Regions from separate parts of the Homo sapiens genome. Here region 1 is linked to region 2. A link is an interaction called in ENCODE POLR2A ChIA-PET data of the cell type or tissue named here. Cell type or tissue: MCF 10A. All regions are shown on one strand. Each heading gives the region's core, and the rest is flanking DNA. Links, peaks and the distances in the headings are about the cores only.

The links. Peaks named below come from ENCODE experiments on the same cell type or tissue, not always from the same donor. Only the 100,000 strongest peaks of a DNase experiment are listed, where the experiment ranks them.
Region 1: POLR2A ChIA-PET joins it to region 2 with 5 read pairs; 3 of 35 experiments call an interaction of 5 or more read pairs at or near these places.

Annotation. Positions count from the first base shown.
Region 1 is chr1:45,970,206-45,985,745 of GRCh38, reverse strand. All of the region lies in intron 5 of MAST2 (microtubule associated serine/threonine kinase 2), which reads right to left. Among named protein-coding and RNA genes, the nearest start is that of PIK3R3, 150 kb to the left of the region's middle. RefSeq lists a silencer at 10,066-10,185. In MCF 10A, for the core only: no CTCF peak of the experiment used is centred there; no DNase peak of the experiment used is centred there.
Region 2 is chr1:45,884,240-45,899,779 of GRCh38, reverse strand. All of the region lies in intron 4 of MAST2 (microtubule associated serine/threonine kinase 2), which reads right to left. It overlaps LOC105378694 (a long non-coding RNA gene), which reads left to right. Exons shown (of 5, transcript XR_001738038.2): 2 at 4,140-4,245. Among named protein-coding and RNA genes, the nearest start is that of MAST2, 88 kb to the right of the region's middle. In MCF 10A, for the core only: no CTCF peak of the experiment used is centred there; DNase peaks (open chromatin) are centred at 4,179 and 7,209.

The DNA of each region.
Region 1 (15,540 bases), core at 4,175-9,174, 86 kb before region 2:
CATGGGTTAAAAGATTTGATATTGTTAAGAAGTCAATTCACTCCTAACTGATCTACAGATTCAGCACAATCCCAATAAAAATACCAGCTGCCTGTCTGATAATCTGATTTTTAAATTCATATGGAAATACAAAGGACAAGACGCCAGACAAAAAACACAGTACATACTATATAACTCCATTTAGATAAAATTCTACAAAATCCAAAGTAATCTATGAGTGACAAAAAGCACATCAGTGGTTGCCTGCAAGTAATTACAAAAGGACCTAGGGAAACTTTAGGAGATGACAGATGTATTCACAATTTTGATCGTGATGATGGCTGCACAGATGTGTATACATAGGTCGAAAGCTGGCTGGGTGCGGTGGCTCACGCCTGTAATCCCAGCACTTTGGGAAGCCAAGGCGGATGGATCACCTGAGGTCAGGAGTTCAAGACTAGCCTGCCCAACATGGTGAAACCTGGTCTCTACTAAAAAAAAAAAACACACACACACACAAAAATTAGCAGGATGTAGTGGCAGGAGCCTGTAATCCCAGCTTCTCAGGAGGTTGAGGTTGAGGTTTCATTCAAATGAATGAAAATCATTTGAACCCGGGAGGTGGAGGTTGCAATGAGCTGAGATCACGCCACTGCACTTCAGCCTGGGCAACAAGAGTGAAACTCCGTCTCAAAAAAAGAGAAATTTATCTAATTTTATACTTTGAATACTGTATATCAATTTTATCACAGTAACATTTGTTTAAAAATAAATATAAATAAGTAAAACAAATATATTAAATACCTTACATATTCATGGTACAAAATTTTTTACCTTTTCATTTAGAATGCAATGTGATTGAAGATAGCTCATATTTATGTACTCATTTACTCATTTTTATGGATTTTTTTTCTGAGACAGGGTCTTGCTCTGCCACCCAGGCTGGAGTACAGTGGCTCAATCACAGCTCATTGCAGTCTTGAACTCCTGGGCTCAAGCAATCCTCCCGCGTTGGCCTCCCAAAGTGTTGGGATTATAGGTGGGAGCCACTGTGCCTGATCAGATGGCTCTTATTTTTAAAAATCTTAGGTCTAAACCCTTCTGTGGTTTGGTTTTTTAATTTAGATTTTGACTTGCTTTTATTATAGATAAAAAATAGGCCAGGGGTGGTGGTTCTTGCCTGTAATCTCAGTACTTTGGGAGGATGAGGCAGGAGGATCACTTGAGGCCAAGAGTTCAAGACCAGCCTGGGCAACAACACAGTGGGACTCTGTCTCTACAAAAATTTAAAAAATTATTAGCTGGGTGTGGTGGTGTGCATCTGTGGTCGTACTTAGTTGGGAGGCTGAGGTGGAAGATCACTTGAGCCCAGGAGGTCAACGCTGCAGTGAGCCACGATTGTGTCACTGCACTGTAGCCTAGTTGAAAGAATGAGACTCTGTCTCAAAAAAAAAAAAAATTAAAAATTAAATAAAATAAAATAAACCTCACAAAGACATGTAGCTCCCAATGGAAGAAGTGCATTGTTGGCTGTATTTATTAAATCATGATACTTGTTTTTCAATTCCCTCCAAGGGATGATAAATTTTTATCTTCTGTAATGTCAGCAATTTTTCTTGGAACCTAATGAAGAGGTATTATAGTTTTATATTTTTAAACAATAGATCAAAAATTGAACCTTTCTTTTGGAAGATTAGAAACATTCTATTTCCAATGTTTTCAAATGATAGACTTACCAGCTTTTGGAGGAGGCATAACATTTTTCAACCAAAATCACATATAGATGGTAACATTTCTAAACGTCCATCTTCAAATTGCTTTTTTCATGGCACAAATTTCTTTTAAAGTGTAGCTACCTTTGCACTCAATGATAAAATATCACCTTCGCCCTAAAAAGAGTGTTTGTGCCCCTTATCCCAAATCTCCTAGGGAGTATACTACTAAAAATCACTTGTTAGCACAGAAAAAGTTGGCATATTTGGAACATATTTTGTAAAAGAAAATTGGGCCTGTAATCCTAACACTGTGGGAGGACTTCTGGAGTTCAGGAGTTTAAGACCAGCCTAAGCAAAATAGTGAGACTCCATCTCTACAAAAACTAAAAAAAATTAGCTGAGGGTGGTGGTGCACACCTGTAGTCCCAGCTATTTGGGAGGCTGAGGTGGGAGGACTGCTTGAGCCCTGGAAGGTAGAGGCTGCAGTGAGCTGCGATCATGTCACTGCACTCCAGCCTGGGTAACAGAGTAAGATCTTGTCTCAGACAAAAAAAAAAAAAAAAGTGTCTTACTCTAAAATTTAGAATGGACAGAATAGAGAGGGAAAAGGAGTTAGGGGGTATCTTCGATAAGCCAAATGAAAAGTGATGAGGGCTTCCATAAGGCCATGATAATGAAATCAGAATGTGCTTAGTTTACAACACCTTCTAAGTCAAAGACTTTTTCTGAGTCTTATATTGAATTCTTGGTGACACCTACCAGAATGAAAGGCATCATATGATAAGTCTTTGCTCTTATATAAATAAGGTAAATACTGTACTTATTAAGTAATCAATTTTTAAGGTTCATTTATTTATTAGGATTTTTAGAGCTGATTCACAATTCAACATTCTACATTACCAAATATGGCCAACGTTGGAGAAAAGAAATGGTTTCCAAGTTATGGAGTTGTTGCCAGGGTAATAGCAAAAAACAGACCACTATATATGTGATGGAAATCTTTGGCAAAAGGCATCTGTAATGCAAGGGGAAGTAATGATGAATTCCCACCAACTGCAAGCAACAATATAATAAACAAGCATTCTTTCCAACTGGCCAGGCTCTGCAGACTTTTCAGAAGATGCTATTCTGACACTACCTCAAGTTGGGTATACTGCAATTAAACTCTGATGCCATCCATATAGAGTTAGCATAGACCCCACAGTTTAAGAGCAAAGTCCTCAACAAGACTGCCGCACTTCCAACACCAGTCATAAGTCTTTGTGGGGATGGCAGGGGGAGGGGCCAAGACCACCAGCATATCTGGCTGACTAGCTGCAAGTTCAGGGAGTACTCACAGCCCTCCCACATTCAATAATTTACTAGAACAACTAATAGAATTCAGAGAAGCACTATACTTATTATTACAGTTTTATTATAAAGGATACACAAAGGCAGGGTGAGGTGTGGGAGGGGAAGTAGAGATCCTGTGCCCTCTCCTTGTGGAATCCGGGAGTGTCACCCTCCTGTGTTCACCAACCAGGAAGCTCTACTGAGCTTAAGGTTGTCCAGAGTTTTAATTTTCATTACATAGTCATGATTGATTAAATGATTGGCTAAATGACTGAACTCAATCTCCCGGCCTCTATCTCAACCTTCTAATAATGTGGTTTGTCTTTCTTGTGATCAGTCCCCAACCTGAAACTATCCAGGGGCCCACTACGAGTCACCTCACTGGTATAACAAGACAATCCTATGTTTCAGGAAATTCCAAGGTTTTCAGAGGCTCTGTGCCTACATCTGGACCAAAGATCACAGAAATTCTTTATTCTACCACAGATGCTAAGGCCTAAAAATGTGTGCTACTTTTATTGGGTTTTCTCTATTTCTCCAATATACATTTACCTTAAAAGGCCAAAATTACAGCCGGGCGCGGTGGCTCACGCCTCTAATCCCAGCACTTTGGGAGGCCGAGGCAGGCAGATTGCCTGAGGTCAGGAGTTTGGGACCAGTCTGGCAAACATGGTGAAACTCCGTCTCTACTAAAAATACAAAAAAATTAGCTGGGCGTGGTGGTGTGCACCTGTAATCCCAGCTAGTCGGGAGGCTGAGGCTGAGGCAGGGGAATTGCTTGAACCAGGGAGGTAGAGGTTGCGGTGAGCTGAGATCATACCACTGCACTCCAGCCTGGGCAACAGAGCAAGACTCTTTCAAAAAAAAAAAAAAGCCAAAATTACCACCATTTTAAAGTTTGTTGACAGAATAAAATCAATAATTTTGAAACTGCCTTTGCCAAAATTATGACAGTGAGAAAAATCTGACTAGGAATATTATGACAATGAAAGAAATCTGACCTAACCAACTCCATCTTGCTTCTAACCTCCAAGCTGCCCTTGTACATTTCTGAGCTTAGGCCAAAACTAACTTTGGTAGGAATTTAGTTTACTTTGAAACAAAGAAGGTAACAGCTCCTGCTGGGAAAATACCCTCTGAAGGATTGGGGACCAGACCACTTCGGTAAAACTGACAAATTGGCCACAAGGTTAAAAATTATGGCTCAGGAGTTATTCAGCCAGAGGCCACAAGATTCCTAACCTCACAGATTCTCCTATAGATAACATCATCCCTGACTCAACTACTCAACATTCCCCCATTCCCTAGCCCCCTGCCCACCAAACTATCCTTAAAAAACCCTAGCCTCAGCCAGGTACAGTGGCTCACACCTGTAATCCCAGCACTTTGAGAGGCCAAGGCAGGTGGATCACCTGAGGTCAGGAGTTTGAGACCAGACGGGCCAACATGGTGAAATCCCATCTCTACTAAAACTACAAATATTAGCCAGGTGTGGTGATGCACACCTGTAATTCCAGCTACTCAGGAGGCTGAGGTGGGAGAATCATTTGAACATGGGAGGCAGAGGTTGTAGTGAGCCGAGATCGCGTCACTGCACTCCAGCCTGGGCACTGGAGTGCAATTTTTGAGACTCCATCTCAAAACAAAACAAAACAAAACAAAACCATAGCCTCAGAAATGTGGGGGAGGCTGATTTCAGTAATAAAACTCCAGTCTCCTGTTTGGCCAGCTCTGCGTATATTAAACCCTTTCTCTATTGAAATTCCCCTGTTTTGATAAATTGGCTCTATCTGGACAGTGGGCAAGGAGGACCCATTGGATGGTTACAATTTGAACTGGTCTTATTTTGGGGGAAGGAAGATTAAGATGTTATAACAACATTCTGGGCCAGCATGGTAGCTCACACTTGTAATTCTAGCACTTTGGGAGGCCAAGGCAGGAGGATCACTTCAGCTCAGGAGTTTGAGGCCAGCCTGGGGAACACAGTGAGACTTTGTCTCTACAAAAAAATTAAAAAATTAGTTGGGCATAGTGGTGCGCACATGTAGTCACAGATAATCGGGAGGCTGAGGTGGGAGGACTGTTTGAGCCCAGCAGGTTGAGGCTGCAATGAGCCGTGATCATGCCACTACACTACAGCCTATGTGACAAAGCAGGACCTTGTCTCCAAAGACAAAAGCAAAAACAACAAAACATTCTGAAGAAAATATTTAAACTGATTCTTTAAAAATTCACATAAAAAATAATTTCAACTTTTATTTTAGATTCAGCGGGTACACTTTCAGGTTTATTACCTGGGTATATTGCGTGATGCTGAGGTTTGGGGTACGATTGATCTCATCAATCATGTAGTGAGCACAGAACGCAATAGCTACTTTTTCAACTCTTGCCCCCTCTAAGTAGTCTCCAATCTTTTGTTGCCTTTTTTTTTTTTTTTTTTTTTTGGAAACACAGTCTCACTCTGTTGCCCAGGCTGGAGTGCAGTGGGGCGATTTCAACCTCCATCTCCTGGGTTCAAGCGACTCTCCTGCCTCAGCCTCCTGAGTAGCTGGGATTACAGGCGTGTGCCATGACACCAGGCTAATTTTTGTATTTTTAGTAGAGATGAGTTTTCTCCAGGTTGGCGAGGCTGGTCTTGAACTCCTGACCTCAAGTGATCCACCTGCCTCGGCCTCCCAAAGTGCTGGATTACAGGCGTGAGCCATTGCACCTGGCCTGTTGCCATCTTTATGGCCATGAGTAACCCGCTGTTTAGCTCCCACATATAAGGGAGAACATGCAGTATTTTATTTTCTGTTCCTGCCTTAATTAACTTAGGACAATAGCCTCCAGCTGCATCAGTGATTTCATTCTTTTTTATAGCTACTTTTTTTTGTTTGTTTTGGTTTCAGGTAGGGTCTTATTCTGTCACCCAGGAGTGCAGTGGTGCAGGCATAGCTCATTGCAGCCTCAAAACTCCTGGGCTTAAATGATCCTCCCACCTCAGCCTCCTGAGGAGCAGGAGCTACAGGTGTAAGCCATCATAAAGTGGAAAAGCCAGATAATTTTTTAATTTTTGGAAGAGATGGGGGTCTCACTATGTTGTCCAGGCTGGTCTCAAGCAATTCCCCTACCTTGGCTTCCCCAGGTGTTGACATTACAGGTGTGAGTCACTGTGCCCAGCTAAGCTGATTGTTATTAATGACTTACATTCACGGTTCTAGCTCCAGAAAAAATGACATTATTGAGAAGAATCCTTCCTTAAGGATGGCAATAACTGGCTCAATGGGACCAAAAAAAAAAAAAAAAAACAAAAAATCTGACAGAAAATCTAGCAGCCTAGCAAGCAGGCTTTTTCCACTTTAAGAATCGATTTTAGCAGCTGGAGGAGACAGTTCAAAGGTAAGTGATGATTCATCCCAGAGAAACAAGTTATAAACAAAACTGGGAGCAGTCAGTTGACCTTGAATCAGCTGCTTCATTTATACAGTTTAACTAGTTATAAAGGAATATAATTATATAGCAAGCACCTGTGTAAACACCATCTAGGTTTAACAATGCCATCTTCCAAAATCCCTCCACATAATCCCTCCTGATCAAAACCCCTCCCTTTACCCCATCTAAAGTCAATATTATGATAATCATTTCCTTATAGCTTTACCAACTAAATATGCAACTCTAAACACTCTAGTTTTTCTCTCATACAATTTTAAAAGTGAGATATAACTTTCATGTAACATTTACCCTTAAGTGTGCAGTTTAGAGGTTTTTAGTATATTCACAAAGCTATGCAATCATAACCATTATATAATTCCAGAACATTTTTATCGCCCAAAAATGAATCTATACCTGTTAGCAGTCACTCTTCATTTCCCTCTACTCGAGTGTTAGCAGTCACTCTTCATTTCCATCTACACGAGCCCCTGGCTACTACTAATCTACTTTCTGCCTCTATGAAATTGTGTATCCTGGACATTTCATAGAAATGAGATTATATAATATGTGTCCGTTTGTGTTCTAGTTTGCTTGTTTCTGTACTTTACGTAAGAAAACACCAAGCTGTTTTGCAAAATAGTTGTATTAATTTATACACTCACCAGCAGCACTTATGGATTCCTACTGTTTCACATACTCATCTATACTTGGTTTTGTCACTCTTTAAGCCATTATTGGTCATATAATATCTTTTTGTGATTTTATTTTGCATTTTCTTTCTTTCTTTTTTGAGACAGAGTCTCGCTCTGTTGCCCAGGCTGGAGTGCAGTGCCGTGATCTTTGCTCACTGCAACCTCTGCCTCCCAGGTTGAAGTAATTCTTTTGCCTCGGCCTCCTGAGTAGCTGGGATTACAGGTGTGCGCCACCATGCCCAGCTAATTTTTTTGTATTTTTAGTACGGACAAGGTTTTGCCCTGTTGGCCAGGCTGGTCTTGAACTTCTGGCCTCAAGTGATCTGCCCACCTCGGTCTCCCAAAAGGTTGGCATTACAGGCGTGAGCCACCGCACCCAGCTTCTTTTGCATTTTCATAATTACTAATGAGAGTAAATTATCTTTTCATGCATTTATTGACCACTTGGATCTCTTTTGTGTGAACTGTCCAAGTCCCTTGGCCATTTTTCAATCATACTATCTTTTTATTTTATTGATGTACAGGTTTTTTTGTGTGGTTTTTGTTTTTGTTTTTTAAATATAAGAGATAGGGTTTCACTATGTTGCCCAGGCTGGTCTCGAACTCCTCGGCTCAAGTGATCCGCCCACCTAAGGCTCCCGCAGTGCTAGGATTATAGGAGCCACCTGTGCTGGCCCCAGGAGTTCTTTATATATTCTGAACCCAAGTCCTTTGTTACTTTTATGTGTCACATTATCTTCTCGCACCTTGTGGCTTCTCGTTTCACTCTTTTCATAGTATCTTTTGATAACCAGAACTTTTTTTTTTTTTTTTGAGACAAGAGTCTTGCTCTGTCACTCAGGCTAGAGTGTAGTGGCGCGATCTTGACTCACTGCAACCTCCGCCTCCTGGGTTCAAGCGATTCTCCTGCCTCAGCCTCCCGAGTAGCTGGGATTACAGACACATGCCACCATGCTTGGCTAATTTTTTTGTACTTTTAGTAGAGACGGGGTTTCACCGTCTTAGCCAGGATGGTCTCGATCTCTTGACCTTGTGATCCGCCCGCCTCGGCCTCCCAAAGTGCTGGGATTACAGGCGTGAGCCACTGCACCCGGCCTTTTTGTTTGTTTGTTTGTTTGTTTGTTTGAGATAGAGTTTCCCTCTTGTCGCCCAAGCTGGAATGCAATGGCGCCACCTCGGCTCATTGCAACCTCCACCTCCCGGGTTCAACCCATTCTCCTGCCTCAGCCTCCTGAGTAGCTGGGATTATAGGCGCCCGCCAGCACGCCTGGCTAATTTTTGTATTTTTAGTAGAGACCGGGTTTCACCATGTCAGCCAGGCTGGTCTCGAACTCCTGACCTCAGGTGATCCACCCGCCTTGGCCTCCCAAAGTGCTGGGAATACAGGCATGAGCCACGTGCCCGGTGAAATTCTTCATTTTAAATGTAGTCAAATTTAGGAATCTTATCCTTTATATCCTGTTTTTAAAAAATTTCCCTATTTTAAGGCCATGCAGATTTTCTTCTGTACACCTTCTAAAAGTTTTACTGTATTACCTTTCACATTTAAAATTATAATTCACCTGGAATTGATTTTCTTGTGAAGAGCCACGTTTTCCAATTTCTCTATACAAACATCCAATGGATTTTGCCTACAGCTCTATAGTGCCACTTTTGTCATAAATCAAGTGTCTGAATACGTGTAAATTTGATCCTGGGTTCGTCTTCCTCCCCCTAACTCTTCTCTTCCTATTAGTATTCCTTATCTAAGTTAAGGGTATCAACACATGGCATTAATCACTCAGGGAATCTGAAGACAATCAATCCACATGCCACTGATTTAATCTCTTACATTTTTCTCATAGTCATATATTTTCTTTATTTCAAACATTCCCCTAACATCTTGATAATGGCAATGGCCTCTTAACTGGTCTTCCAACTGCCAGCACTGCCCTCTGTTAATAACTTTTATTTTAACATTTTTATCGTACAATTCACAAATTCTTATGGCCAAAAACCGTAGCAAATTGAATAAAAAGTTAAAGCTGCTTTTTTACTTTTTTCCACAGGTAATCACCACTAGAACAATGTGATTTTAATGTTTCCAGAGTTTTCCTTGCATTCTTCTCACATGTTGTGGCCCCTGAGTAGCTGGGATTACAGGCATGTGCCACTATGCCTGGATAATTTTTGTATTTTTAATAGAGATGGGGTTTTATCATGTCGACCAGGCTGGTCTCCACCTCCTAACCTCAAGTGATCTGCCCACCTCAGCCTCCCAAAGTGTTGGGATTACAAGTGTGACTCACTGTGCCCGGACCACTTTGCCTCTTCAAGCCTTAAAGAGTATTTAGTTTTCCCCGGGTGTGGTGGCTCACACCTGTAATCCCAGCAATTTGGGAGGCTGAGGTGGGCGGATCACCTGAGGTCAGGAGTTCAAAAGCAGCCTGGCCAACATGGTGATACCCCGTCTCTACTAAAAATAAAAAAAAATTTGCTGGGTGTGGTGGTGCACACCTGCAGTCCCAGCTACTTGGGAGGCTAAGGCACAAGAATCACTTGAACCCAGGAGGTGGAGGTTGCGGTGAGCCGAAATTGCACCACTGCACTCCAGCCTGGGCAACAGAGAGAGATTCTGTTTCAAAAAAAAAAAAAAAGTATTCAGTTTTTAGATTAAAAAACCACCTTTGGCAAATCTTGCCTCCACAAGAAAATGAACATATATACAAAATTGGGAATATAATTTTAGGGGATTTATGGCACTTGTAAAACCACTCAGGGTCCATGGATCTTAGGTAAAAAAGAGTCCATGCCATGGACTCCTCATACCTCATCCCTTTAGCACTGCATATAGCCCTCCGTGACTTTCTGCCTACCCATCCATATTTGATTAGCAGTTTATAATCTAGTAACAAACGATCTGTACTTTTTTATGGTCTGTGTTTTTTTTTTTTTTTTGAGACAGAGTCTTGCTCTGTTTCACAGGCTGGAGAGCAGTGCAGTGGCGTGACCGCGGCTTACTGCAGCCGTGACTTCCTGTACTCAAGCGATCCTCCCTCCCACCTCAGCCTACTGAGCAGCTGGGACTACAAGTGTGTATTACCACACCTGGCTTTTTTTTTTTTTTTTTTTTTTTTTTGGAGAGACAGGGACTCACTATATTGCCTAGGCTAGTCTCAAACTCCTGACCTCAAGTGATCCTCCCACCTTGGCCTCCCAAAGTGTTGGAATTACAGGAGTGAGCCATCGTATCCAGGCAACTATAATGCTGTGGACTGTTAATTTCCTAATCATATAATTCTATTTCATACGGATCTTAGAATGAGCTTTCTACCTCATTCAATGAGCTACCTCCAAAAAGAACACCTTGCTTAATGACTAGCTTGGGTTACAAATCTTTACTTTTGTACTCCCAAGCACCCTGGACACACATTTAGTACAGCCCTTAACATACCCTGAACAGGTTGCAACTTGACTGTCCCCTGTGGATGCAGCTTCCTTGGCAGCTCTCTCAAATGATGGCTGTTGGATTTCACATGCCCTTTGTACCACTAGACCTAGAGGTGGGGTAGACATCCTGCTGGCTCATTTCATCTTCAGGCATTCTCCCTCTGTTCTCCATAAAAACACCCAGGTTTGAAATGATGTCATCAGACTACAACAACCATTACTCCTCCTTGCTAAAAGTCACATACAAACCTTTGGGAAATCCCCTTCACTCTTTAAGGATTTTATTCCTGTATCACTCACATTCTTTTTATCATGCCTTCTGTCAGGAGTAATTTCAGTATCTTCACACAATCTTTCCAAAATCCTAGCCTGAGAAGTTTCAGAAAGTCATATAGAAAAGCTGACTAGTCTCACTTTATGTGTATGATCACTAACTTTGGCTCTTCATACTACTGGAAATCAGACCATACTTCTTAGTGTACTCTTTCTCCCATCCTTTTAAAAGACTGTATCATACTTTATCCTCTCTCTTCAGGCTCAGCTAATCACCTCACTTTCCATTTTAGTGAGAAAAAAATATTTTTTTGAGACAGGGTCTTGCTCTTTCTCAAAATCACAATCACAGTTCCGTGCAATCACAGCTCACTGCAGCCTCGAACTCCTCAGACTCAGATGATCCTCCCACCTCAGCCTCCCAAGTAGCTGGAACTACAGGTATGCAACACCATGCCCAGCTAATTTTTGTATCATTTGTAGAGATGGGGTTTCACCATGTTGCCTAGGCTGGTCTCAAACTACTGGGCTGACATGATCTCCCGCCTTGGCCTCCTGAAGTGTGGGGATTACAGGCGTGAGCCACAGCACCTGGCCTCAACTAATCAGAGAAGAACTTCAATAAGCTATCTTTACCACATCTACCCAGCCATAATCTGCACTGTATTCCCCACATCCTCCCCTATTCCTAGAGAAGGACTGTTTGTGCTCCTAGCTAGGCTAACCTACTGCTTATTTACTAGATCCCATCCCCTCTCAACTATAGAAGGACACTGTGCCAGCCATTCTCCTTTCTCTTGCATTATCAGATCTTCTCTTGCTGTTGAATCACTTCCATCAGTGTATGTACATAGACACTGTTACTTTTTTCAAATAAGAAAACTCTCTTGATCTCTCTACCCATCTTTGCATTTCATTTCTGCTCTAACAGCAAAACTCCTTGACAAATTATTTAGTTATTATCTCCATTTTCTTTTTCCCTTTCTTTCTTGACTCACCAATTAGGTTTTGCCCCCACCATTCCATCAAAACAGCTAATCAATGTCAACACTGACATTACATTGCTACATCCCACTGGCAATACTCAGACTTCATGTCACTTGATCTGTCTATATCATTTGGCTCAGGTGATCACATGCTATTTCTGAAATACTCTTTTTATGTGGTTTCCAGGACACTATATATTCTAAGTTTTCCTCTTTCCTTTTGGGTCTCTCCTCATTCTTTTGGTCTCTGAAAACTGGAATGTCCCAGGGTTCAGTCCTTGTACCTTTAGTCCTTTCTGTCTATGTTCACTCCCTAGGTGATGACATCTAGACACACAGATTTAAGATCTTTTTATATGGTGAAAGTCCAACATTTGTATCTCTAGCCCTATTTTTTCCTTGAAATCAAGACAAACATACTGAATTATTCACACAGATGTCTGGAAGACATCTCAATATAGTTATCGAAGGTTCCCAAGGATTAAAGGTCCCAGGATCAAATGACTGTTTTTCAAAGGTGGGGTTTCTAGATGACACAAGCTATAGAAAGATTAGAGGTGGTGCTCAGAGAGCAGGAAGAAGGAAACTGAAATTATGGAGACAAGGTCTAAAGTACAGATCTAGGGCATAAGTGATTGAGGTAGGGTAGTGGAGAGGTTCACTGGAAGACAGGAGTTCAAAGAACAGAAAGTCTTAAGAACTGGAGTTATCAACTACGGGTGTATCGAAACCACCAAGAATAACACATTACAGCTCACAAACAGACTGAAAAAAAGAATAATACAGGAGTAGAACTGAAGAGAGTAATTGGAGTCAAGAGCTAAAATTTTTACAATTGCAATGTATGAAGAGTTTTACAGCTGCAATGATAGGTACTAAATGATACAAATTAATGATATGTAAGATTCTAAGTTTGGGGAGATTAGGGAGAAGACAGTGAAAATAATGAAAAAACAGAGGACATCTACCCTTACTACTAGACCCAATGCTTTGAGATTATGAGAAAAGGGTTAACACTTGAGTAGTCTGCAGATAATCAGTGTTCTAAGCTCTCCCTCTTCCCCTATGATTCCACTAGAACAGGAAGAAGAAAGAATGTTTAGAGAACAGATTACGAGACAGATCTTGCTGATAAAGAACTGGAATTCCAAAAGGTACACTGGAAGGGTTTCCAGAGTCAGGGAGGGATAAGACAGAGCAGGGAATGTTCAGAGGTTTAGATGAATTAAGCATGTAGATGATGGGGTGCGGGTAACCTGAGGGTTCCTGTGGCAATGGGCATAAACAGGAGTAAGGGATAATGAAATTAGCCCAAATAGATTCAATGCAGATAGAGGTGAGGAGTCTATACGTGTCAGGGAGTAAAGAGGGATGGATTACTGGCTGTAAGGGATGTAGCCGTCACATGACCTGCCACCCCTCTCCAAGACTACCCAATTAGTGGCCTGGGTCTAAAACTTTCCCTCATAAGGAAGCTGTGTGGCAAGCTGTCACTTGGCCACAGATTCTTCTTCCTTATTAGCAGAAACTTTTCCCCTCTTCTGGGTATGGAGTAAACTTCTTTGTATTGCTTAAGTGTGTGTGGCATGTGGCACACGGCCAGCCCCACCAGTGTATCTGCCCACCACAGGATGGAATGGGATCTTTGCCACTGGTGCACATCACAGACTCTGATCTTGTTGTATCTGTCCTTTCTGTGAGTGAAATGCTGTTCCAACCAGTGTGCTGAATGTTGAGTCCTCCTTGACAGCTTCAAACCCAAAGAAGATGCAGTGGGCCGAGGTCTGTGGACTCCTACTGACGGCTGGCATTATTACGATCTTAGTCATCTTCCATGCAGCAGGAGTCCTCACCTGGAATTGGCAGCTGGATCTTCCTGCTTGACACTAGGGCTTGAGCTTGACCTTGAATGATAGGGACTGAATGCTTTTATGGAAGGCACACTCTTAGTTCCAGAATACTCATGTAAAATCAATTAGATGATATGTAACAAACAACATTAAAATATGCATGCCTCCTGACCTATTGATCCTACTCCTAAAAATTTATACAGTTTATTCCAAGACTTATCAATTCCATGCCTCCATATATATGCCAGAAAAAGTCTGTGTACATATATACAAAAAGAATATGAAGAAGGATGTTTCTGTAGCATTGATGACTATAATAGTGGAAAAGTATAAACAATCTAAATGTCTATGCTGGTTATCAATTTAATGCCACTAAGCTTCAAATTAATCCTTCAATACCTGCTCTGAGATAAAGAAGAGAATTCCTTTAAGCATCATCTATCCTCTACAGTGAGCATGATGTTAAACTTTCTCAGTAGAGGGTATTGGAGGCACACTGCAGAAAGAACAGGCTCTTGGTGCTAATTCTAGCAACTGCATTATCAGTCAGTGGTGTGGGAACGTGGATATGTGGGTTGCTCTGCCCCAATCACACAGACACCTTTCCACAGCCTTACCTACAAAGATACTGTGTGCTCCAGGCCTGTCCCCACTGACTCTCTCTGTTTGCTTGCTCAACACCCCGACCCCCAGGATTTGTCTTTCACGTCCTTCCTGAGGACACAAAGTGCTCACAGCAGCACCTCTACTTTCTCTCTCTAGGCCTGACCACTGGCTGAGACTCACCTGTGCTCCAGAGGGCTATTCCCTGATTGCTGAGTAACTGTGGACCAGCTTTGGTCTGGGCAAACCAGAAAACATCTCTGCCATCCAGTGGGCTGCAACTACATCCAGTGGGCTGCAACTACAACAAGTCCTGAATCCAGCCTAGAGAATCCTCCTTCCAAGTTAGTTCTTCCTTGAGAACTCTCCTTCAGCTCTATGGTAGCCTATGGAAGTTAGGCTCTTATTGTCATAGTTTGTATTACTTTTATTAAAACTTTTTAAAATCGCTTGTCTGTTATCTGTCTCCTGATTGGGCCTAGACTGATGCAATATTCACCAATAAGAAAATGAATACATTGTGGTACAGTTATACAATGAAATACTCTACAAGTTATAAAAATAAATAAACTGACTTCCAGTTCTGGCCTGGCATGTAAAGAGCTTAGGAGTTGCCACTCTGTTTTAACAAGTAAAAAGCTGAACAAACTGGAGGAGAAAAAAAAAAAAAAAAACACTTCTTAGTCTGTCAGCGAAGTGACATCACAGGATGAACCACTGCCCCCAAAACTGGACAGACAGACAGCAGACACAGTGAGGTACAACTTACCAGAGCAGAAATTCTTTTTTTTTTTTTTTTTTTTTTGAGACAGAGTCTTCCTCTGTTGCCCAGGCTGGAGTGCAGTGGTGCGATCTGGGCTCACTGCAAGCTCTGCCTCCTGGGTTCAAGCCGTTCTCCCGCCTCAGCCTCCTGAGTAGCTGGGACTACAGGCAGCTGCCACCACACCCAGCTAATTTTTTTTTTGTATTTTTAGTAGAGACAGGGTTTCACCATATTAGCCAGGATGGTCTCGAACTCCTGACCTCGTGATCCGCCTGCCTTGGCCTCCCAAAGTGCTGGGATTACAAGTGTGAGCCACCGTGCCCGGCAGGAGCAGAAATTCTTAAGCAGAAACCTCCATAGCAACCAGTGCCAGGGCAGGAAGACCTGAACTGTAACTGAGGAATTGCTGGAAGCTCAGTGTGGATTATGCTGAGAGTTAAAAACTCCAGGGGGATCTAGTCATGGGGGGGCTCCCAAATTTTTGTAAGTTTTATCCAAAGGAGC
Region 2 (15,540 bases), core at 4,157-9,156:
ACCTACACTGGTACATTTATCGCAGCACTATTCACAATACAAATTCATGAAATCAACCTAGGTGCCCACCATCAGTAGATTGGATAAAGAAAATGTGGTACATATATACCATGGAATACTATGCAGCCATAAATAGAATGAAATCCTGTCCTTTGCAGCAATGTGGATGTAGCTGGAGGCCATTATTCTATATGAAATAACTCAGAAACAGAAAATCAAATACCATGTGTACTCACTTATAAGTGAGAGCTAAACAATGGGTACGTGTGGTCATAAAGATGGAAACAATAGACACTGGGGACTCCAAAAGGGGAGAGGAGGTATGGCAAGCATAGAAAAACTACCTATTGAGTATTATGTTCACTATTTGGCTGATGGGTTCACTAGAAGCCGAAACCCCAGCATTACACAATATATCCATGTAACAATCCTGCACATGTACCCCTGAATCTAAAAAAAAAAAAAAAAAAAAGAAAAGAAAGGAAAAATATTTTTGGCCAATTCTAATTTCTATTGCTTCAGCAGAGCAAATCTCCTCCAAATAAAATTTAATTAAAAAAAATTGATCAAGAGCTGTTTGGTTCATGGATGGCAATTCCAAGGTAAATGAAAACCATCATCCTGCTTTGGAAGACTACTCCTCTGATCAAAGAAGGTAAAAACAGATCTGCTTGGTGGGCTGAATTGCATTATATTTTTCTAACAGTGACTGATGGAAGAATTGAACAATGGTAGAAGCCCCTGTGTTTGAGTCTTTACTGACCTCATGCAATGTAACCAATGGCTTGGCTATATACTCAGGTGAGAGGACAATGGAAATCTGGCCTGTTAAAAGAATGCCCATATGGAGCATGGCCCTAAGGAGATTTGAGGGATGCATTAAGGTGACAGGGATGGATAAGTAGACATCCCATGTGCTCCCTTGAGGTGGCCAACTCAGTCCCTGAAAAAAAGTGAGTATGGGGGCAATGCAGCAGTGCAGAGGTGAGCTGAATCTAGACATGATCCTTTTGCACCCTTTCAGGTACAAAATGCCAGAAAGAACTGTTCTGTTTCTCAGCAACAGAGACAGAGATTGCTGATGGCTATGGCGCAGATTCTCTGGTAGGAAGGCCCTGAACATGGCTGGCAAATGAGACTGATGCCGGTAGCCCTGGGAGCTACAAAGGGGTCTTGACAGGAATAGACACTGACTCTGGAGTGGGCTTTGCTTATCCCATGGAAGATAAAAATTCTCAGAGTAAAAACAAAAACAACAACAACAAAAAAAACAGAACGGAAGATATTGCATGGATTTGGATGGCCCACCATCATTCTTCAGACCAAGGAACACACTATACAGCCCATAATGTCCAACAATGGACAGAGTGAGATATCCTCCTTAGAGTAATAGTTTGATAGAGAAGTAGAATGGGCAATTGAAACATTGGTTGTCTAAAACAGGGGGAGATAAAAAGCATGAAGGGCTGGCTTACAGGCGATCATAAGGACGTATGTGCTCATACTTAACGTGGGACTTTTTCTCTGTTTTTCTGGTTGATCTGAGGAAGAGGGGATGGGGAGGATGCTAGTATGACTACACAATTCTTACCAGGGGAGGAGCGCACTTGTATAACTACTATAATTTTTTCTTTTTCTTTTCTTTTTTTGGTTTCGTTTGTTTGTTTTTGAGAGACAGAGTCTCACTCTGTCGCCCAGGCTGGAGTACAGCGGAGCCATCTCGGCTCCCTGCAACCTCCACCTCCCAGGTTCAAGCGATTCTCCCACCTCAGCTTGCCAAGTAGCTGGGACTACAGGCATGCACCACCATGCCCAGCTAATTTTTCTGTATTTTTAGTAGAGACGGAGTTTCACTATATGTTGGCCAGGCTGGTCTCGAACTCCTGACCTCAGGTGATCTGCCTGCCTTGGCCTCCCAAAGTGCTGGGATTACAAGTATGAGCCACTGTGCCTGGCTCTATTTGTTTTTTTAAGACAGGGTCTTGCTCTGTTGCCCAGGCTGGAGTGCAGCGGCGTGATTATGGCTCACCGCAACCTCCGCTTCCAGGGCTCAAGAGATCCTCCCACCTCAGCCTCTCGAGTAGCTGGGACCACAGGCAAGTGCCACCACACCCAGCTAATTTTTTGTATTTTTGGTAGAGACAGGTTTTGCCATGTTGCCCAGGCTGGTCTCAAACTCCTGAGCTCAAGCAATCCTCCTGCCTTGGCCTCCCAAAGTGCTGGGATTACAGGCATGACCACTTCGCCTAGCCTATAGTTTTTTCTTTCCTCCCCAAATCACCTTTAAAAAATTTATTTTTTCTCTCCTACCTGATGCAGTGGTCCTAGGACCAGGGTTGCAACTACAAGTGCTGAAACATCAGAGATGATTTCTAAGAAAAAACTGTAACTATGTTTTTAAACCTAATGGCAAAATTCCTAAGAACATTACTGGGGTGAGTAGTGCTTTCACCCCATTTAGCAAAAGTGGGACTAACAGTGAATGCAACTATATTGCCTGATGGTAAAAATAGCTCACTAGTTCTGCTCCTATATAACTTTACCCTATCTGAATGGGAGTGGACTGAGGAAGACCTACTCCTAGACTTGTATTGCTGCCTGCAATCTGGAACAGCACAAGAAGATTCTAATGTCCCTTTCAGAGGTGAAAAAATTTGGGTATAAACGGAAAGAAGGAGAAACCATAGCTGAAAGTAAAGAAGTGAATAAATGAGTTAGGGTTACTAACTGAGGAAAATTCAATGTTATGTTAACAGCCCAAAAGAGTCTAAGAACAAAAGATGATACTATCTCAAGCTCAATTATTCCAGATGCATGAAAGTATGAAGCTGTGTGTTTACCAAGGCCAATCCTGCTTTTGGAACTTGACAAGATTTAGGAAACTTGCAAACCGGAATGGCCTCATCCTGGGAGACATTCATACAATATGATGTACTGGACTAATGATTAATGACTGCATATACAAATATTGTTTGATATAAAAGATCTGTGGTCACAAACTAGGGGGTGACCTGTGGTGTTATGATATACATACTGGTTTTAATCTACGGTTTCTGGCTTACAACTCCCATAGCCCTAGTTACAGTCTTTTGTTAGAATGTTGGCTGCGTTAGGCCTCAGGGGCAGGCCTCTGACCTTCTCCAGCTCTCCTTTCACTTTAATGTTCCCCAACCTTTCTGACTGTGGGTCTTAAGGCTCTCCCATGAGAGAGTTCCACCCTACACCTGGGGCAAGAAATATTGACTTCATGAAGCTTCCATAAAAACCCAAGAGGACAGGGTTCAGTGAGCTTCAGGATGGCTGCACACATGGAAGTTATTGAAGTGACACGGCTGGGGAGGGCACAGAAGCTCCCTGCCCCTTCCCTAGTAACTCACCCTATGAATCTCTTCATCTCTATCCTTTGCAATATCCTATAAACCGGTAAATATTAAAATAAAAATCTAAGAGGCTAAGTACAGTGGCTCACACCTGTAATCCCAGCACTTTGGGAGACCAAGGAGGGCGGATCACTTGAGGTCAGGAGTTCGAGACTAGCCTGGCCAATATGGTGAAACCCCCATCTCTACTAAAAACACAAAAATTAGCCAGGTGTGGTGGCACCCATGTCTGTAGTCCCAGCTACTCGGGAGGCTGAGGCATGAGAATTCCTTGAACCAGGGAGGCAGAGGTTGCAGTGCCACTGCACTCCAACCTGGGCAACAGAGCAAGACTCGGTCTCAAAAAAAAAAAAAAAATCTAAGAAATATAGTCATTCAAGAAAGTCTGTTTCATTTGGCATTGTTATTAAAAGAATACAATTTACAAGAAATTATTGATTACAAATAACAATTTTGGTAAAAATAAAGCCAAAGAAAAGTGTAAATATTTTAATAATTTATGAATTTGCCTTTACTTTATTGCTCATTTAAATAGATGAACACATAGACATGTGCAGTGTTAATTCAACTGTCATTTTTGACATTTTGCCATTTTCAATTGTATAAAAATTGATAATGGAATTGGTTGTAATATTTGCCTGTTTCTCTCTTTGATGATATGCTGTTTTTCTTTCATCTTTGAATGTTTTCATTTTATATCTGGATGAAAGCCATGATTTTTTGTTTTTACTTTTTTTAAAAAAACTGTCTGTTAAACAGTTTTGGAAGTCTTCCACCAAATGTCCAAAGAATTAACCTGTGAGTCACATCAGAGAAGTACACCTCACGTGGACCATCCATGTACATCAGTGCTTGGTTCCCACAGGTAAATCTGAAGTGGTAATCTGAAGTTGGCTCCCAGATGAACAAAGAAGTTTACGGAATCTCCACATTTCTAATTTCAATTTTTCTTTACATAACTGGGTTTTGTTTTGTATTTATTTATAGCTAAGTTATTCCCATTTGTGGCAGCAGAGTGGGACACTGATTTTATGGGCTGACCAATCCCGGGTATGTACCCAAGAGAAATGAAAACATATGCCCATAAAAAAAAAACTTATACATGAATGATTATAGCAGCTTTATTCATAATATCCAAAAACTAGAAACAACCCAAATATCCATCAAATAGTGGTATAGTCACAAAAGGAAACACTGAAACATAAAGGAAGCCAATTACAAAAAAGCAGGTCATTTGTCATTTTCATTTATATGAAATTCTACCACAGGCAAAGCTAATCTGTAGTGCCAAACAATAGATCAGTGGTTGCCTGAGGCCAAGATGTGGAAGATGGGATTGACTGCAAAACTACAGAAGGAATATTTGGGGGTAAGAAAAATGTTCTATCTATTAATTGTGGTTGTAGTTACATGGGTATATATATTTGCCAAAATTCATAAAATGAAGGACCCCAAATTGTTTCTGTGGGATATAACCATCAATAATTACAGTATTGAAAATGGAAACTGAGACATTAAAAAACACTTACTGATTCATTTGATGATAACACTAAAAATGCACTGCATCTTAATAACATCTTAGTACTCATTATCAAATTAATTGTGACCTTGAGAACCCCTAAAACTTGTACTCAAGTAAAGCATAAGTCTGTTCCAGAGTATGAAGACTAATGAAGGGCACAACTCGGAATGTGAATTTTGGCTGTCATGGTTTATAATACCTGAGTCTGAAAAGCTAAAACTGGTTAAAATTTTAGCAAATAATTTATTCAGTTTTGGTGAGTCCATGTCCTTGGTTTACTGTTTACTGCCATCCATTACCTACAATATTAAAGTATATTCTTTTGCTATGTAATACGCCTAGTTAGCAAATATTTTGTGTCTTGCTAGAAAAATTTTCTGTGCTTTATGCTGACTTATCAGGTCCTTAATCAAGCAAGCATAGGGCTCCTCATAAAAAAAACTACAGTTATTTAAAATTGTGTTACTTTCTATGTTTGTTTATAAATGTTTTACCGTCACTTCGGTTAAATAAGTAACCAGGTATTATTTCTCAAGCACCAACAATCCTATCTTAAGTGTTTCCACTAACGATTATTTGAAGATTTGTCTTTCCCAAATCAGATCCTACGTGTAGAAAATAATAAAATAAAACTTTCAGTGTAATTTTTTTTTTTTTTTAATTTGAGACAGGGTCTCACTGTCACCCAGGCTAGAGTGCAGTGGCATGATCTCAGTTCACTGCAACCTCCACCTCCCAGGCTCAAGCAATCCTTCCACCTCAGCCTCCCAAGTAGCTGGGACCACAGGTGTGCGCTACCACGTCCAGCTAACTTTTACATATTTTTGTAGAAATAGGGTTTCAACATGTTGCCTAGGCTGGTCTCAAACTCCTGAGCTCAAGCAATCCTCCCACCTTGGCCTCACAAAGTGCTGGGGTCAGTGTATTTTTAATACCAAAAACTATCTCTGAGATATCCCAAAACATCCTTGGCAAAATCACAAAGACGTGTTTTCTCCTTTTTAGAGAAATGTTAGAAATAATTAGGTTTAATATTTTGTTATTAATGAATTTCATGAGAAAAGTTATCTACCAGAAGACATGTTCAGTGTTCCCTAGGTTAAAGTTGTATGGGTAAAATGCTATTACTATAAATATTCTAGTTATTGTATGATTAATAGAAAACTCCTAGAGATTTGTCAATGTCCTCATTATCCATAACGTTTCTGAGTCCTGACAGAACTCTGCCAGATTTTAGGAAACAAAAGTTTAGTGTTTTCAGTCTTTTTTTTTTTTTTTAAAATATCCTACAGGAAGAAGTGTTTTCAGTCTTAATTTCAGTTATTATCTAAAATACTGGCCAGGTGCGGTGGCTCACATCTGCAATCCCAACGTTTTGGGAGGCTGAGGCAGAAGGATCACTTGAGCCCAGGAGTTAGAGACCAGCCTAGGGAACATTACAAGACCCTATCTCTACCCCGCCCCCTGCAAAAAATTAAAATAAAATAAAAAATAAATTAAATGAAATAAATAAGCTGGGCATGGTGATGCATGCTTACAGTCCCAGCTACCTGAGAAGCTGAAACAGGAGGATCGCTTGAGCCCAGGAGGTTGAGGCTGCCGTGAGCTATGACAGAGCCACTGCACTCCAGCCTGGGCAACAGAGCAAGACCTTGTCTAAAATAAATAAATAAATAAATAATAAAAACTGAAAATGTTTACTTGGTAACAACCTTACTTTTAACATTTCAATCCAGCACCTTCTAGGTCAGTGGAGTTTTATAAAAATATAGATGTATAGGACTGGAGTTTTATAAAAATATAGATGTATAGGACTTATTCCAGACCCATTGAATCTCTTTACTTGATGTCCTTAGTATATTCTTGGTATGTTTTTGGTGTCTGTATAATACCACAAGAATATTATAAGTTATACATAAAGATTTTTCCCTCTCTAAAAATTATGTTTATCTATGTTTTCTAAATCAGATGTAACCTTCACTGTCTTATTTGCAATAATCTCTTACAGTTTGCTATAAGTTTTTGGACTGGCCTTATTACTCTCATTTTACATGTGACAAAAACAACTTAATTTCCTTGTTAGTTGCATTATTCTTATGATATGAGACTCTGTCACATGCAGAGAGATTCTGTTTTGTGCTGAGGCCTGTCTGAAGGCTCTACAATCAGCTAGAAGCCAGAGTCTGTGTCTTCAACAAAGAAGGGTTGTCTCAGAGCTCCACGGAAAAGGACTGCGGCAGGTATTTTAAAACTACTGACACATCAAAGAATAGACAGGCTTCCAATAGCATTGCTTGGACAACTGGACAACTTCCAGATCATTCCAGTGGAATGAGTCAGAATTTCCAGAACTTTTTTTAGTTAAGAAGCCGACTACTAACGTAAGATCCAGTGAAATGAGAATTAGGTACACAGAACGGTATGAACTATAAGAAATGATTATAGTAATTTGTTTGAAATATTATTTTAATGTCCATTTTCTAATATGCAAGGGAGCCAGTTGTATTCCTTGTTAGGCTATCTATAACTCTTAACAATTGAGTAGACTTTGCTCTTGTAAAATGAAACATTCCTAAATCACATCTGATTCTCACTGACCCTCCCCTAACCCAGAACTAAGAACGTCTTACTGAGTCTCCTTACAGTTCAAGGCAATATGGTTATTTGAATAGGGCTAAACAAGAATCTGTTCTCCTTTTGACCAGAATATAATTGTAAAAAATGGTTGTCCAACAAAGAGCTTGCCTGAAAGGTCACATTTGAGAATCATGCTTATTTGATCAGGTATAACAAACCACTTTTAAGGAACTATGGTTGACTTTATGGAGCCAATACTTACAAAACCTTCCTGGGAAAACTGGCCTGGTATCTGGCTTTACAGGGTCCAGACTTACAGATGGTAAGGAAGGCCACTTCCTGGAAGGCCCAGGACCCTTAGGAATTCACCCAAATTTATAGTTATTACAAGTGAAATGTGGTATTTCTTAGGCTTGCCTTCCTAGCCTCAAAATACAAATAATAGAGGCCTTTAAAAGTCCAATCTGAGATTCTTTATAAAAATTTACAGCAAAGTAAATTTAAGAAGGCTTTATGATAAATTAATATTCTGGCCACACTATGCAAATAATCAGGCCAAACCCAATGAGACCACCCTTGTTTTGTGAACAAAAACGTTTCAAATTATTTTAGATGAAAAGGTAGGAGATTATAAAAAAAAAAATTGGAAAAAGTTAAAAAAGAAAAAAAGGTTACTAGATATTTCCAATAAAAAACTATGCATATTGTTTAGAGAATACTCTTCTAGTTTGTCTTTTATTGTCTTTGAGCTACTTTACAACTCTGTAAGTTATAGGTAGGTAACTGACGTTATGTGAAATAATTTCTTTTTTTTGTTTTGTTTTGAAACGGTCTCTCTCTGTCACCCAGGGTGGAGTACAGTGGCACAATCACGGCTCACTGCAGGCTCAACCTTCCCACTTCAGCCCCCTAAGTAGCTAGGACTACAGGCAGTCACCACCACACCTGGCTAATTTTTTTAAAAAAACTTTTGCAGAGACAGGGTCTCACTACATTGCCCAGGCTGGGCTCAAACTCCTGGGCTCAAGTGATCTTCCTGCCTCAGCCTCCCAAAGTGCTGGGATTACAGGTGTGAGCTAGTACATCCAGTGCACAAAATAATGTTTGTCTATAGACATGCTGATCAATTCTGTACAGTGAAGGTGCAACTGACTTCCCTTCTCTCCATGGAAAAACTCAATTTTATAATAAATAATACATTTATTTCAACACTACACATACACATACCACATATCACTTTGTGGTTCTTTTACTTCTTTGAACTGGCTAATATATCTGCCAGATTTCCTTACTAACAATGAGTTAAATATTTAACATGTGCTTATTTTTTAAAAATCAATAGCTTTACACATATTTCAAAATTTGTTATTATGCAACTATATTTCTAGAGGTAGGAGGACAAAGCATTTATTTTATTTTACAATTTGGTAGCTCTATTTTAAATGATTAAACGTGTATACCTCTATTTGTATTCTTGTGCCAGACCATACCAATGTTTGGAACAAGTTCAAATGATTGCCAATTTGTGTTAAACTCTATAGTAGGCTCTGGGATCAGCATATTGTACCGCACAACATGGTCCTGACCTCACGGAGCTTACCATCTGCTATGGACTAAACTGTGTCTCCCCAAAATTCATGTTAAAGCTTTTACCCCCAATCTGACTATATTTCCATATAGGTTCTTTAGGAAGTAATTAAGGTTAAATGAGGTCATAGGGGTGGCTCTAATCCTATAGGACTGTTGGGCTTGAAAATGAAGGAAAAAATAAGGAAGGAGGGAGAAGGAAGAAGAAAAAGAAGAAGAGACAGATCTATGCCCCTATCCTCAGGCTGGTGTACCACATAAAGGCCATGTGAGCACACAGCAAGAAGGCCACTCTCTGCAAGCCAGGAAGAGAGGTTTACCAGAAACTTAGCATGTTGTCACCTTCTTGGACTACTAGTTTGCATAACTGTAAGAAAATAAATTTTTGTTATTTAAGCATGTGGTATTTTGTTACAGCAGCCTGAGCTAATACTTACATACTACACAACGGGAAAAGGCAGACAAATAGTTCTTTATTTACAACTGATGTAAGAGCTATGAAGAAAAAGTAGAGGCTTTATTGAAAGTATGTTCTGGGAAACCCAACTTAGTCTACAGACAGCAAGGTTTGGGTGAGGTCAGGAACGCCTTTCATAAGGAAGTGAGGTGTAAGCTGGGACTTGAAAGGTGTGTAGGAACTAGATTGGTATAGATGGAAAAAGAACATTCCAGCTGGGCACGGGGGCTCATGCCTGTAATCCCAGCACTTTTGGGAGGCCGAGGCAGGCGGATCACGAGGTCAAAAGATTGAGACCATCATGGCCAACATGGTGAAACCCTAAAAATATAAAAATTAGCTCAGCGTGGTGGAGCGCACCTGTAGTCCCAGCTACTTGGGAGGCTGAGGCAGGAGAATTGCTTAATCACCTGAGGTTGGGAGTTCGAGACCAGCCTGACCAATGTGGTGAAACCCTGGCTCTACTAAAAATAAAAAAAAAAAATTAGCTGGGTGTCATGGCGTGCACCTGTAGTCCCAGCTACTCAGGAGGCTGAGACAAGAGAATTGCTTGAACCCAGGAGGTGGAGGTTGCAGTGAGCCAAGATTGCGTCACTGTACTCCAGCCTGGCAACAGAGTGAGATTCTGCCTCAAAAAAACAAAACAAAACGAAACAAAACAAAAATTCCAGGCACAGAGAACACATTGTGTAAAACATGGAGAAAAATATAGCAACCACACTGTATAGATAGTCAGGTGTGATCCTAAGAGTAAGAAAAAATTCACCAAAGGCCAGGTGCAGAGGCTCACACCTGTAATCTCAGCACCTCGGAAGGCCGAGGAAGGCAGGTAGTTTTAGCCCAGGAGTTTGAGACCAGCCAGGGCAACATGGCAAAACCCCACCTCTACAAGAAGTACAAAAATTAGCTGGGTGTGGCGGCGTGCACCTGTGGTCCCAGCTACTTGGGAGACTGAGGTGCGAGTACCACCTGAGCCCAGGAAGGCTGGGGCTGCACTGAGCCGTGATCGCACCACTGTACTCCAACCTGGGTGACAAAGTGAGATTCTGTTTCAAAAAAAAAAAAATTTCACCAAAAAAGTTTAAATTAATATCTAATAATGAAATCCGCATTTTAAAAAGCTTTTCCTGGCTATTGTATGATAGTTAGGTAGACTGAGGGTGAGCAATGCCAGATAAAGAAAGGCCAGTTAGGAGGTTATGGCAGTAGCAGAGGCAAGAGATTACAATGGCTGTGACTATCTGGACAAACCAGTGGTAGTATAAAGAAAGAGAGAACACCAGCCGGGCACAGTGGCTCAGGCCTGTAATCCCAGCACTTGGGAGGCCGAGGCGGATGGATGATGAGGTCAGATTGAGACCATCCTGGCTAACGTGGTGAAACCCCGTCTCTACTAAAAATACAAAAAATTAGCCAGGCGTGGTGCACACATCTGTAGTACCAGCTACTGGGGAGGCTGAGGCGGAAGAATCACTTGAACCTGGGAGGCGGAGGTTGCAGTGAGGCGAGATTGTGCCATTGCACTCCAGCCTGGGCGAGAGAGCAAGACTCCATCTCAAAAAAAAAAAAAAAAAAAAAAAAAAAAAAAAAAAAGAGGCCGCGCGCGGTGGCTCACGCCTGTAATCCCAGCACTTTGGGAGGCCGAGGTGGGTGGATCACAAGTTCAGCAGATCGAGACCATACTGGCTAACAGAGTGATACCCGGTCTCTACTAAAAACACAAAAAATTAGCCGGGCGTGGTGGTGGGGGCCTGTAGTCCCAGCTACTCAGGAGGCTGAGGTGGGAGAATGGTGTGAACCCGGGAGGCGGAGCTTGCAGTGAGCCCAGATGGCGCCACTGTACTCCAGCTTGGACCACAGAGCGAGACTCAGTCTCAAAAAAATAAAATAAAATAAAAATAAAGACAGAACACCAAGAGATATTTGAGAGGTATAACAGAAAAGACTTGTGAGTGTAAGGAAGAGCATGGCAACAAAAATAACTAAATTTTCTATCTTGAGGAAGCAGTACCATTTAATAAGCTAGAGTATAAGAGAGGACCTGATTTTTGAGAAAGACAATGACTCAGATTCATAAATGCTGCAGTTCAGATGTCTCTGAAATATTCAGTCACATTATGGTGAATGGACAGTTATGAGATCTAGCGATATAAATGTGGGGATAATGAGCATGACAACTATTCTCAACATACAGTAACAAAAACAGGTTCTCAAGGATTTTCAGATCCCACCTACACAGGTAAAGCTCGCCAACAACTACATCCATTTTTTAACAACAAACTGGTTCCCTGTAGGGATATGAGTGATGACTATGGCTACTTCCCTCCCAACCTCTGCTACGTCCTGCCTTCCCATTGGACACTTAGAGAATCTATATGAAATTACTTCCCACCAACTTTTAAAAGACAGGGTCTTAAATGTAACACAAAGCTATCACTCTGGGCTTTAGAGTCTTGAAAGATTGCAAAATTTCCTGATTTTCAAAGCCCCACAGAAAACCTAAAGCCCTATATCAGACGCCACTGATACCTCAACAAAGGGTTTATTATGTGTATGCAGCAGGTGGTATCTCTTTTTAGCACATTTTCCAGAAGCATTGATCCAGGCATCAAGTTGCATCAGAATGGGAAAGTACATGACACTGTCAGTTTCATAGGAACAAAGTTTGACACATCACATCCCTGGGGCCCAGGAACTCCTCCCTGCCCACTATGCAGTGCCTATCACTGCAGACACCAGACATTAACTTTCATCCAATATCTGGTATCTAAGTCCACTGCCCAAATGAATAAGCTGACAAAATAAAAGGTTAACTATCCCCAAGGGCTCTAAAGACTACAAGCCAGCAATGCCAATAATATCAACACACACATATACACATACCCCATGATGAATGCAACCAACAGCTACCTCTCCACTCCTACAGTCTGTTATCTCAATTGACTGCTCATAGCCTCTAAGAAATAAAGCAAGACATTTCATGAAATATGAGGAAAATTATCTTAAGCCTAATGGGTATTAGAAAAGCTTTACTTTCAGGGTAACTGGAGACATAAGCATTATTTACATTAAGCTCCCAAATGCAGGGTCTAGGTACTGGTGCTGAAATTCACAAACAAAATAAACAGTCGCCAGGCATTGTGGTTCATGCCTGTAATCTAAGCACTTTGGGAAGCCAAGGTAGGCAGATAGCTTGAGCTCAGGAGTTCCAGACCAGCCTGAGTAACATAGTGAAACCCCATCTCTACAAAAAATACAAAAATTAGCCAGATGTGGTGGCAGGTGCCTGTGGTGCCAGCTACTCAGGAGGCTGTGATGGGAAGATCTCCTGAGGCCAGGGAGGACCAGGCTGCAGTGAGCTGAGACTGCGCCACTGCACTCCAGCCTAGGCTAAAGAATGAGACCCTGTCACAAAAACAAACAAAATAACAACAACAGCAAAAGAAACAATCCTATTTGAAAGGAATCATCAAAAAGAGGCCCCCACTATAGCATTGGGCAAGAAAAGCCATTCAGAGCTGCTTCAATTATGAAAAAGTAAAATATAAAACCCTTCTAGCCTGGGTAAACAGATACAAGTAACTTTAGAACTTCAAAATCTTCTTTTCACAGATATTGTACTTTGAACAAAGTTATCAACTCCCTTAGGTCTGATATTCTAAACTACATTTTTAATGCATTAAAAAAATACCCAGATGGGTTTAAATATGAAATAGCTTTCTAAAAATGAAAATGATTTAGTTTCAGGAAGCTACATCTAAAATAAATGGTATGAGCCAGGCCAAAAGAACTTTCATAACCACCTTGCCCCAATAAAGCCCTTATCGTGGCAGGCATAGATGATGTTTGCATTTTGCGTATTAGAATGTAACAGCTCTCTTCCCTAATCTGACCAATGTCACTATAAATGTGTGTGTGTGTGTGTGTGTGTGTGTGTGTGTGTACTTATAGATACATATATAAATATGTATACAATATATAAATATATATGTATACTTATATAAGTATATAAATATATATAATATATACATATATATTTATCGATCTATCTCTATCTCAGTATCACTCATTCCAGACTCCTGTTCTCTGCTCAAATGTTGCCTTAATGAGAAAATTCCTGGACAATACAAAATTTTTTGATTTTTAAAATTTTTCTGTAGAGACAGGGTCTCACTATGTTGCCCAGGCTGTTCTCAAACTCCTGAACTCAAGCGATCCTCCTGCCTTAGTCTCTCAAAGTGCTCGGATTACAGGTGTGAACCACCACACCCAGCCTAGACAATTCAATTTAAAATTTAAAATTTAAACCCTCACCCCCACAGAAACACACATCCTCCTCTCTGATATCTGGCTTTATTTTTCTTCATAGCAGTAAGTACCATATGGCATATCATACATGTTTTTGTCTCTCTTAAGTAGAATGGAAACTCCATGAGCACAGGGACCTTGTCTGCTTTATTCACTACTGTATCTCCAGTATCTAGAATAGTGCCTACACCTAACTGGAACTAAAATAATATAGTATGATGGATGCATGGATGGAAAGATTTGAGCAAATGACAAAGTGAATGGAGGCAAAAAGACAAAAATATAGTAACTGATTTTACCAAAAAACATCTAGTAAGTAATAGTGCCGTGACTGAAACCCACATCTGCCTGACTTGCAAACCCAAGCTGTTAATTTTTATGCTATACTTCCACTTACCAATTTGGAGACTTTGGAGGAATTACTTGTTGAGTGGAAGAATGTGTATTTTGTATAATGCCAAGTTGTCACATAAGTCTAGAAACTCATATTTGAGTTCCTGTCCATTTTAATGCAACTAACATATTACGTGAAAAGCACAGCAATTGAAAGCCTCAAAAATTAATTAACAAAAACGCTCTCTCAAAGGACAAGAACACCAAACTAGAGGCAAATTCTAAATTTCTCTATGTCCATGAAGGATATATCAGAGGAAACGGGCCTTTATAACCTGGAATGAGCACACCATAGGATTCGCTCTTGGGAGAACCATTCTAAGAAAGGCAAACAGGGACACAAATATGATGCCCCCTCCTTCTGACCAAGACTTAAATGACAATTATAGAAACTTTAAAAATTTTCCAGATCAGGCTATGAGGACGAGAAACAGTGGAGCAAATGGTAAGTCACTCATTTTATTAACATCAGTTTTTCCACACAACAAATTTTGTAGTAATTAAACTTATTCAAATATTTGTTTTGTGGTTCTTACCTGTTTTCTTTACTACAAATGCTAAGCAGTACTTTGCCTCCTACTGCACACTCCCTACAAAGACTTGCCCAGCTCTGTGTACAAGAGGTACCATGGAACTTTAACTGTTTGGGGAGATGACTAAGCATAGAGATCAGGTAGCCAATCCCTTCATTTTACAAGTATGGCAATTCAGGTCCAGAAGTGGGAGCTCCTGTTTTAAAGCCACACATAATTTGTTAGTGGCAAAGCCTATATTAGTACCCATGTTTCCTTGCTTCCTTCCAGAACAAAACTTTTTCGACTCCTCTAATGTTAAAGATAAGAAAGGATATTGTTTATATTAAAGAACTGAAGAACTTCTGGCTTACTTAAGTGTAAGCTCTTCAAAAGAGAAGAATTTATCTAATTGAATCTTAACAGCCTCAGAACTTAGATCACTCTACCCAGCACAGAGTAGGCTTTTTTATTTATTTATTTATTTATTTTTTGACGGCGCATCACTCTGTCGCCCAGGCTGGAGTGCAGTGGCATGATCTCAGCTCACTGCAACCTCCGTCTCCTGGATTCAAGCAATTCTCCTGTCTCAGCCCCCTGAGTAACTGGGACTACAGGCGCACGCCATGACGCCCGGCTAATTTTTATTTTTATTTTTAGTAGAGACAGGGTTTTACCATATTGGTCAGGCTGGTCTCGAACTACTGACCTCAGGTGATCCACCTACCTCAGCCTCCCAAAGTGCTGGGACTATAGGTGTGAGCCACCGCACCTGACCCAGAGTAGATATTACTGTGTATTTAC